Regions from separate parts of the Homo sapiens genome. Here region 1 is linked to region 2. A link is a loop called in an ENCODE intact Hi-C map of the cell type or tissue named here. Cell type or tissue: Caco-2. All regions are shown on one strand. Links, peaks and the distances in the headings refer to the core of each region. The heading gives the core; the rest is flanking DNA.

Region 1 (5,382 bases), core at 295-5,294, 85 kb after region 2:
ATAGTAAAACATTATACCTCTTCCCTCCCTATGATACTTTCAACTTTTTACTTGTGTTATAATTTTTTTTATCAATTTCTCTCTGTCAGATTCTAAGCACCTCACAGGTAAGATAAACATAATTACAGTGTTAACTTAAATTCAAGTGGACATTCTTGCTACCAATTATTAACACACACAAAATATATAGCCAACAGGTATACTCGTTAATGTTCATGGTCTGTTAACTACTACTGAGGACTCTGAGTGATTTAAAAAAAAGGGCTTAAGGCCCAAACTCTCATGAAAATGTCTGAAATGATTCCTGTTGAAAAGGAATTGAAGTGGATAGGGTTATTTTCAGTGGCAACTGACCAATGAAATTCAATTTATTTCAATTTAACAATCCTATTATGTTTCAAAAAAGACAGTGTAAAAATATACTCTCCAGCTGTATTGGAAGAGAATTTTAAAGGACTGCTTTTGGCACACAGTTGGTATTCTTAAGAAATCATGCCAGAGGAACAACAACAGAGGTAGCACCTCAACTCTTGTTGGGCTATGCAGCTGATTCCAGGAGATTTCAGACCCTTGGCAGGTGTTCTGCTTATGGTTTCAGGTCACTCTGAACTCTAGAGTCTTAAACCTTTTCACTTCAAACACTGTTCTCACCTTTTGTTCAAAGTGATAATATCAGGGGAATATGTAGCAGCCAGTTAAAATTAATTTATCCATGTTAAAAGGATATTTGCTTGGAAGAAAGCTACAGACTAATTTCCTGCCAGTTCAATTTTATCCATTGCTGAAACCAGAAATCTCCACACTATCCTCAAAAACATCCTTCTTTTTATTCTTGACTGTCAATTTTACTTGCAAAATGCCTATCATGTCTGTGCCCACAGATCCATTTTTTGCTGCCACTATGTATTTCAAACCTCTGTCATCTCTTACATGGGCTCTTGCAGAAAACATCTGAAGTTAGTTATCCCTTCCTTTAATGCATGTGCTGCGCTTAACCATAGCTTGTGTCAGATCACAGCCCCAAGGAATACCTTCAATGGTTGCCCAGAGGATCAAGCGTTAAGTATCTTAGCATGATTTTCAAGGCATTGAGCAATCTGAGACCAATGTACTTTGCTGACTTTTCCTCCTGGGAGGCCCTGATGACCTTATGTCCTGGTCACACTTGATATTGCACCAATTCCTTCCTATGTCATGTACATTCATGCTTCTGTGACTTTGTTCAACCTGTTTCCTCCACCCAGATTTTTGTTCTCATTCTCCTTGCCTGGTGGAAGTCCATTCATCCTTTAAGACCCAGCCAGGTGGAATGGAACTTGCACAAGCTCCCTTATCTAACATGGTAGACACCAGCAATCAGCTGATTAATCAAAAGAGTCAGTCAGTCAAAGAAGGAAATAAAAAAATAAATAAAACCAACAGAGTAAAACGTTCTCACTTAAAACATAAGAACATTCATTTATTGACCCTTTGGTGGAAGACTTTTTGAGTGTGGTTTCTCTAATAGAAGTTCTTCAGACTTTCTTCATAGAGTACTGTCAGAATATTTATTTCCTTTTCCAGTTTGGGTTCCTTATAAAGGAGTGAGAATTTAAAGGTGCTTGAAAAGCAATCCAAATGCAGAGGTTTAGGCTTTTATGATTTCATCCCCCATCTTTTACAATGGTCTTATTTACCTCTAGTTAAACAGCATTAAAAAGTCAATTTTGCACACCAATGGTAACGTACTTAATACCCTGAACTGCATACTTAAACATGGTTAAAATGGTGTCTTAGTCAGCTCTGACTGCCATAACAAAATAGCACAGACTGGGTGGCCTAAACAACAGACATTTATTTTCTCACAGTTCTGGAGGCTAGAAGTGACACATCGAGGTGCTGGTCAAGTCAATTTCAGGTGAGGCCTCTCTTTTTGGCTTGAAGGTAGTGCATTTTCTCTGTTCTCACATGGCAGGGTGGAGTCGGGGAGCACTCTCAGATGTCACTTCTCATAAGGACACTAATCCTATTGGATCAGGGCCCCACCCTTAGGGCCTCATTGAACCTTAATTACTTCCTTAGAGGTTGCAGCTTCAAATACAGCCACTCTGGGGTTAGGCTTCTACATAGGGATTTTGGAAAGACACAAACATTCAGTCCATAACAGATGGTAAATTTTATGTTATATGTATTTTACCATCATTCAAAAAAAAAAAGAAGCTGCCAATTGTTTTCTGAATATATACATATATGTGTGTGTGTGTATATATATATATACACACACATACACACACACATATATATATATACACACATATATATATATGTATAACACTTTGCCTAACTGGGTCGTTTCAAAGCACTCAACTTAGTTTTTTTGGAAACAACTCTCTTTTGTGTTCATATTTCATTCATCGTGGAATGTTTTGCTAAAAGAGCCTGCATAGGTTTGAGAACCACTGTCATTGACTCTAGTAGAGACAGCAGCCCAGTGTGTGCCTCTGAAGATAAGCTTCCTGGCAGTGAACTGCCAGTATGCTCCAGGCACGACTGAGTCTGTTTTACAGAGGCCATGGAGAGCTGTCATTAATCTGTGAGTCTGTGAAGTGGAGGCCACTTGACAGTTTCTGCTGAGATGCTTCCGATGCCCTCAGTGTGTGCATGATCCACAAATAGCTTGCAGTCAGTGTTTTCCTGATGAGGGATGACTGCATTGCATCTTGTGTGTGTGCTTGACATCCTTAAGATGCTGTGAAGTTTTGGAGGAAAGTCTAATTTTAAAAGTTGGGTTAGGTTTTGGCTATAATTATGTTATACAACAAATAACTGAAATCTCAGAGGCTTTTAACAGTAGTCATTTATTTCACACTCATTGGTCAGCTGGTCATTATTTGGCTGACCGTGGAACCAGAACAAAGCCAAAGCGGTGTTCTCCAGGGGTGCTTTTTTAGGCCACAGTGGGAGCCCAGCCAATGCCTTCCTTCAGTGATTGGTAAAAATTTCTCCCCGAGATCCCATGCTGTTCTATCCTGAACAGCTTTGGATGTTTATTTTTCTGATTCTATCTCTATTATCTCTCTTCTGTTGACACATTCCTAACATGAAGACATTGCAGCCCTGGCAGGGGAGAACAAATATTTCCCATTCCACCCTCCTAGGTTCAATGACTTGGGCCCAAGAATCAAACTGATAAAAGGCAGATTAACAAGAGGAAAAAAAAACAATTTAAATTATGTAGGCATGTACAAAAGCTTACAAGGAAACACATGGCTCAAGGAGGCGGCCAGTTGATTGAGGCTTATGTATCATCTTAGACTAAACACAGTAAAAAGGGGTCTTGGGCTTCTGAGTGGGGAGGCAAGTTATGAGAAGGGGAGGGGAGGAGACGTAGGGTAAATAAGTTTGCCTTGTTATGCAGGTAAGTCAGGTGATGAGAGTTGTTGTCTTGGAGAGTAGCTCTCTTCGTGGTATGGGGACGTCTTTACAAGTGGAGATTTCCATTATAAAAGTAAATTTCCTTTACAGGAGGGGAAATTTATATACTCCAGTTTTAGGGAGTAAGGGAAGAGGTAAAGGCCTTGTCCTGCAATCAATGTGGTTGTTTTAGCTCAAAACAATCTATATGCCTGTTAAAGCAAACTAAATATGGCCGGAGAAGGACTCCATACTTCTATATTTGAGTCCTCATGGATGAACTGCAACCTAGCTTAACAGTCAGAAAAAATGGAAAACCTAGCTTAATAGTATGCACCTGTAACAATGGCTGAGTGTTGGCCAATCCTAGTGGCCATGCTTCAACCACTCATAGACTGCTGAATGTTCAAACTGTGTTCAAATAAGGCAAACGCCGAGCTATAACCAATCTCACTGTTTCTGTACCTCGCTTCTGATTCCTGTACATCGCTTTACTTCTTTTGTCTATAAATTTGTTTTGACCATGAGGCACCCCTGGAGTCTCTGTGAATCTGCTGTGATTCTGGGGGCTGCCCAATTCGCGAATCATTCATTCCTCAATTGAACTCCTTTAAATTTAATTCTGCTGAGGTTTTTCTTTTATCATGTCAATGAGGCCTAATTTCCCATGGCATTTCTGGTGCCCTTCTCCCTCTGCATAAGGTGCAATGTGGAGTGCACAAGGCTGATTTAATTCCTTCTTTCTTGAGTGCTATCTCTGCCAATGCATTATGTGCTTCTTATATGTATATCACAGAGTGAGGGGTTACTTATCAGTCTCTGCAGCGATGCACCGAAAAAGACCCATCTCATAGAAAAATGGAAGTTAAATAAGAGAGAGAAATAATTCTTTGATACCCCCCTACAACTTGTCTAAAATGAACACCTCCCTTTTCATACATGGGCTAAATGCAAATGCCTTAGGAGGGGTTACACACTGATTTACATTCACCCTAAAACATAAATGATGTTTCAGATTTTAGTTTTGATCAGTGTGTTAGTGCATTCTCACATTGCTATAAAGAAATACCTGGGACCGGGTAATTTATAAAAAAAGGAATTTAATTGGCTTACGGTTCTGCAAGCTATGCTTCCTGTACAGCCTGCACCAGCGCCAGCATCTACTTGGCTTCTGGGGAGGCCTCAGGAAGCTACAATCATGGCAGAAGGCAAAGGGAAGCAGGCACACCACATGGAGAAAGCACGTGGAAGAGAGAGGGGGAAGGCGCCACACACTTTTAACAACCACATCTTTCGAGAACTCACTGTCATGAGAACAGCACCAAGAGGATGGTGCTAGACCATTCGTGAGAAATCTACCCCCATGATCCAATCACCTCCCACCAGGCCCCACCTTCACCACTGGGGATTACATTTTGACATGAGATTTGGTGGGGGACAACATCTAAACTCTCTCAATCAGTGATTACAAATGGGAGAATGAGGTGTTAGGACACTCAAAGATGAAAAGAAGTAACTTGTTAGAAGTGGCACACTGGCCACTGAGCTCTTACTATAGGCAGGGATGGTATAGGGGTCCTGTAAGAGAAGGTGGGCAATAAGGGAGAAGAGAAGGGTGCAGGATTGAGCAGCTGTGGCTCCTAAATTGTCATCATCATTTTCATAGCTATGGTAATCACCAACCCTGTTGAATAAAAGCCATCTTGTCCAAGAGGTATATAGTCCAAGCAATTCAAAGACCCTGAGACAGTCCTGCCATTGAAACCCAGATTTTTTTCAGGTGCTCCTGAAAATACTCATTGCTCTAGACCTTTGCTGTTTTCAAGTCTTGGGTACATAGCAATCCCTGTATCCCCAGTAGGTATAGCTGGTTTCTTTATATTTTGCCATTGTATTCTGTATTGTGTAGTATATATGACCAGACATTAGTACTAGAAGAAAGAAGCTTTGGAGATGTTGAACGCTTCCCTTTACAGTTGAAAAAGGTCA
Region 2 (5,382 bases), core at 242-5,241:
CTTTTTCTTTTCTTTTCTTTTTTTTTGAGACAGAGTATCGCTCTTTCACCCAGGCTGGAGTGCAGTGGCGCGATCTGGACTCACTGCAACCTCCGCCTCCTGGGTTCCAGCGATTCTCCTGAGTAGCTGGGATTACAGGTGCACACCAACACGCCCAGCTAATTTTTGTATTTTTAGTAGAGACAGGGTTTCACCATGTTGGCCAGGCTGGTCTTGAACTCCTGTCCTCAAGTGATCCACCTGCCTTGGCCTCCCGAAGTGCTGGGATTACAGGTGTGAGCCACCACACCCGGCCGTGGGGGTGGTTTCTAATGGTTTACATCATTTCCCTTGTGCTGTGCTCACAACAGAGTTCTTGCAAGATCTGTCTGTTTAAAAGTGTGTGGCATATCCCTGCCCCCGCACCTCCCTCCTGCTCTGGCCATGTAAGATGTGCCTGCTTCCCCTTTGCCTTCTGCCATGATTGTAAGTTTCCTGAGGCCTCCCTAGAAGCTGAGCAGATGCCAGCACCACGCTTTCTGTACAGCCTAAGGAACTATGAGCCAATGAAACCTCTTTTCTTCATAAATTACCCAGTCTCAGGTATTTCTTTATAGCAGTGTGAGAATGGACTAATACAGCATGTAACCTGCTAGTGGACTTCTTCATTCAGAAGGATTCCTTTGAGATCCATCCAAGTCATTTCTGTATTAATAGTTTTTTTTTTTTTTGACATGGAGTCTTGCTCTGTCATCAAGCTGGAGTGCAGTGGCACCATCTCTGGCTCACTGTGACCTCTGCCTCCTGAGTTCACACCATTCTCCTGCCTCAGCCTCCTGAGTAGCTGGGACTACAGGCATGTACCACCACACCCACCTAATTTTTGTATTTTTAGTAGAGACGGGGTTTCGCCATGTTTGCCAGGATGGTCTCGATCTCTTGACCTTGTGATCCGCCTGCCTCGGCCTCCCAAAGTGCTGGGATTACAGGCGTGAGCCGCAGTGCCCGGCTAGTTTGTTCTTTTTTATTAGTGAGTGGTATTCTGTGGTTTGGGTCAGCCATTGTTGATTTTTTTTTGTTGTTGTTGTTGTTTTTAAGAGGGAGTCTTGCTGCCAGGCTGGAGTGCAGTGGCACGATCTTGGGTCACTGCAACCTCCAACTCCCTGGTTCAAACAATTCTCCTGCTGCAGCCTCCCGAGTAGCTGGGATTACAGGCACGCACCACCACAGCCAGCTAATTTTTGTAATTTTTAGTAGAGACGGGGTTTCACCATGTTGTTCAGGCTGGTCTTGAACTCCTGACCTCATGATCTGCCCACCTCGGCCTCCCAAAGTACTGAGATTACAGGCGTGAGCCACCGTGCCTGGCCAGCCACTGTTGATTTTTAACCAGTTATCCCCTGAAGACCATTTGGGTTGTTTCCAGTTTGAGGTTATTTGGAATAAAATAGCCATCTGCATAGCCATTTTAAAGCTAAAGTGGATACTAACTTCTAGAGCAGAGGTTTGCGGAGGGCAGACTTTTGTACACATTTCTATCCTCTAGGACTTAGCCTAGTGCTTGCATGCAGATGCTCAATAAATGCTCGTTTAAGGAATGAATAGACACATAGGAGCCATTTAAGGAGACAGTGTGGTGGGTGGTAAAATCATAGGTTTTAGACTTAGACAGACTCGAATGCTAGGCCTGACTTTGTTACTTTCTCCCTGAGAGGTCCCATGCAGAGGCCTCTGCTCCTTATCTGTAAAACGAGATAGGAACAGGACTGCTGTTATAGGGCTGCGGCGAGAATTCACTGAGGAAATGCATGAAGCCCTGAGTGTGGTGTCTGCCACACAGCAATTGCTCACTAACCTTCAGTTGTGATGATTACTATGAATAGATCATTGATGTGCATAAGATCATAATAATGCAATAGCTACTAACTTATTATGGCTTTTATTCTGAATGCTTTTATCCCTCCAATGAGGACATATCATTTATATAGTCTATATTCATGCATGGTTAAATTTTTAAGTCATGTAAATGTGAATTTTTAAAATGTCTCAACTGACTTCTTTTTTAAATAACAAGTCTTTCTTAGTGTTATTATCTTAGGAACATTAGTGGTCAACTATCTAACATCGTATGCATATTTTTAGAAATTTGGAAGGACTGAAATGTTCTTTTCTGTGCCGCCAATCGGGTTTCTATCAACCTTGGGAAAGGGCATCTGCTCTTATAAAAATGGGCTGAGCAGATTTTATTTTTCCTGTTCATCATATTATAAATTCATCTGGAGGAACAACAAGGATCTTGGTTCTTTGGTTGATGTATGAGCACTTAGAAGAGAGAAAGGCTCTTTTCCTGCTTCCTGCTGTGTTTGCTGTCTGTGTGCCTGGGGTCACGTTTGGGGGAATGTCTCTCCGTCTCTCCGGTGACCTCCTGGAATGTCAGCAGAGCCCTGAGTCACTCAGAACCTCCCGCCAGACAGCATGAGGCGGCAATCAGAAACTAACCATTAACTAGCTCCGGGGACACCAGGAGGTGAACAAAATTTCCAGCCATTTGACAAAGACCAGTGCTATTTACCATTACATAAATGAGGCTGGAGTCATTGATCTTGACTTCTCAAGGCACTCCTATGCGGAAGGTGCTGGGCTACTCTCTGCTGGGTTCTGGGGATTAATTAGACATTGGCCTGACCCTGGCTGCATGCTGTGTGTGTAGGAAAGGCTGTGAAGGAAGGCCTCTTGGAAGACTCAGAGCTTTGCAGGTGGGCAGGACATCAATAGGCAGATAGGACCGGATAGCTTTGGGAGACAGGGTTCCAGGGCTTTCCACGCTGTCCGTGTCACACAGCGGACACACCTGGCTCGTTACCTTTGAGCTGTGACATCTTTGCTCAGCTGCCCCTTCTACCTAAAACCCCTTCTCTGGAGACATTCTCTTCATCAATCAAGACCCAGTGCTGGCGTCTCTTCCTCCAGGATAACTGCCTCACGTCTACCAGGCAGAAGGAATTGGATTTTTCCCTCTGTGGTGACATAGTCCTTTATTAAGCTGTATGTAGTACTTGCCGCCTTATTTTATTTGGATATGTAGACCATCCGTCTTCCTCCTTTGGGCGGATAGCGCCTTGATGGTACGATTGGGCATGGGCCATGTCATGTCCCTAGAAACATGTGCATGGCCCCAGCCTGTGGAAGGCATCAGCCAGTGTTTGTGAACCTGGCTCGCCTGACGGTGGGAGGAAGTAGGACGGGCCAGTGGCTCTCAGTGCTCACCAATATCCTGTGTTCCTCATCCTTCAGGACACACCCTTAGATCGTGTAATGTCTTTTGTCACTGCCTTTGTGTTAGATGTGAGCATAGCATCAATCCTGGCCATGGAATTTGTCACTTTTAGCCCAGTCTAGAAAAACCTTCTCTGCAGGAGCCCTGCTGTCTTCTCCATCTGCTTGCTGAATAGAGAGGGGCATGAGGCTCTCTAGGAGGACAGAGCCACAGATAGCAGAAGTCAGCGTCCCTGGTTAGAAGCAAGGGGGACTGTTCCCTGATTGGGAACACTGAATTGGGCTTTATGAGAGTGAGGCACATGCTTTTTTTTTTGTTTTAAATTTTTTATGTTTCTGTAGTTTTTTGGGGGAACAGATGGTGTTTGGTTACATAAGCAGGTTCTTTAGTGATGATTTGTGAGATTCTGGTGCACCCATCGCCCGAGCAGTATACACTGAACCCAATTTGTAGTCTTTTATCCCTCACCCCCTTCCCACCCTTTCCCCCTGAGTCCCCAAAGTCCATTGTATCATTCTTATGCCTTTGCATCCTCATAGCTTAGCTCCCACTTATGAGTGAGAACATGCGATGTTTGGTTTTCCATTCCTGAGTTACTCCACTTAGAATCATACTCTCCAGTCTCATCCAGGTTGCCGTGAATGCCATATATTCATTCCTTTTTATGGCTGATTAGTATTCCATCATATATATATATATATACACCACAGTTTCTTTATCCACTCATTGACTGATGGGCCTTTGGTTGGTTCCACATTTTTGCAGTTGTGAATTGGTGAGGCAGAAGCATTTAATTGGGAAAGTTCCTGAAAGTTTGGGATTGTTTTGTTACAACAGCCAGCCTGACTCAGTTTAACTTTACTTACTAACACAGAGATGGAGACTGCATCCTAGGGCATACAGAAACGGCTCCATCTAGCTGCAAGTGAAGCCCAGACTGTGTAGTTTTGATTCTGGACAACCACATGCCCAGCTAAAAATTTGGCATTGGTAGAAGAAGAGAATAACAGATATCGGGGCTCCCATAACAGCATCTTCCATAGAGGCTCAGACAGCTCTTTGAGGTTTTAAAAAGTGCCACTTCTCTTAACTGATACATTCCACTGTTTTTCCCCCACCCTCCAATTAAACCAAGTAGGGTTCATCTCACTGAAAAGCTGTTGAATCAGGATTTTCTTTCTTTTCTATGCTTTTTTTAAAAAAAGTTATACTGGGGCAAACTTTGAGGTATTAACTAAAGTTTCCTTAATCTCCCTCTGTCTCTATTACTTGGCACTGCACTCCAGGATCCTCCTAGGGAACTAGACCCACAAGGCTGAAGCAGGCTTCACTTTAGTAAGAAGGCAGATGCAGCAAAGATCGATTGAATCTCTAAGTAGATTTTAAAACAAATTCATGAGCTTGAAATCTAAGGAAATTAAAATGGAAAGATTTTTGAGCCCAAAGAATAAATCCTGAAGGACTCAGAGCATGAATTTTTTTTTTTTTTTTTTAAGAGATGAGGTCTCACTATGTTGCTCAGGCTGGAATGCAGCGACTATTCACAGGCACCTTCACGGCACACTACAGGTTCGAACTCCTGGGCTCAAGTGATCCTCCTGCCTCAGCCTCCCGTATAGCTGGGGCTACAGGCACACACCACCATGCCCGGCTGAATTTTATCATGAAAATGATCACAATGGAGATGATTGTGTGCTGGTGTAAAATCTGTTTTCCTGCTAGAGAGAAAGCATGGACTAGTTGAGGGCATGGAAAAGAATTGGTGGTGACCGGATTCAGGCTCAGATCCCTGGCTCCTCCTCTTTGGGTCAGATTCTCAAGAGACAGGATCATAAGAGCCTCTCCACTGGTTCTCAGATTCTCTGTGCATAACATACCCTTGGGCGGCTCAATGTATGTTTCCAGATTCCCGCTGCATGGTCTGACTCAGTGTGTCTGTTGGGAACATGGCAGCTTAATTTTAAAATTACTATTCTGATTATGATAGCACCACTGTAAATTTAAAGGGATTCTGGAGCAGCTGTGACCGTAGCAGCAGATGTAGTGAGGCTGGGGCTTAGCCCTACCATCCAATGGGCCAGGCTACCCTTCAGGAAAGACAAGCATAGACCTAAGGCCGCTCTAGG

What was found. A loop is a pair of places that touch in the nucleus more often than their neighbours do. Peaks named below come from ENCODE experiments on the same cell type or tissue, not always from the same donor. Only the 100,000 strongest peaks of a DNase experiment are listed, where the experiment ranks them.
Region 1: a loop joins it to region 2, with 2.5 times the contacts of the local background. A loop is called at or near these places in 1 of 110 quality-filtered maps.

The regions. Positions count from the first base shown.
Region 1 is chr10:6,362,515-6,367,896 of GRCh38, forward strand. No RefSeq gene overlaps it. Among named protein-coding and RNA genes, the nearest start is that of LINC02656, 15 kb to the left of the region's middle. In Caco-2, for the core only: no CTCF peak of the experiment used is centred there; DNase peaks (open chromatin) are centred at 2,551 and 3,117.
Region 2 is chr10:6,277,226-6,282,607 of GRCh38, forward strand. It overlaps a transcript of PFKFB3 not described here. Among named protein-coding and RNA genes, the nearest start is that of LINC02649, 47 kb to the right of the region's middle. RefSeq lists enhancers at 2,094-2,848, 2,281-2,575. In Caco-2, for the core only: no CTCF peak of the experiment used is centred there; DNase peaks (open chromatin) are centred at 1,747 and 2,426.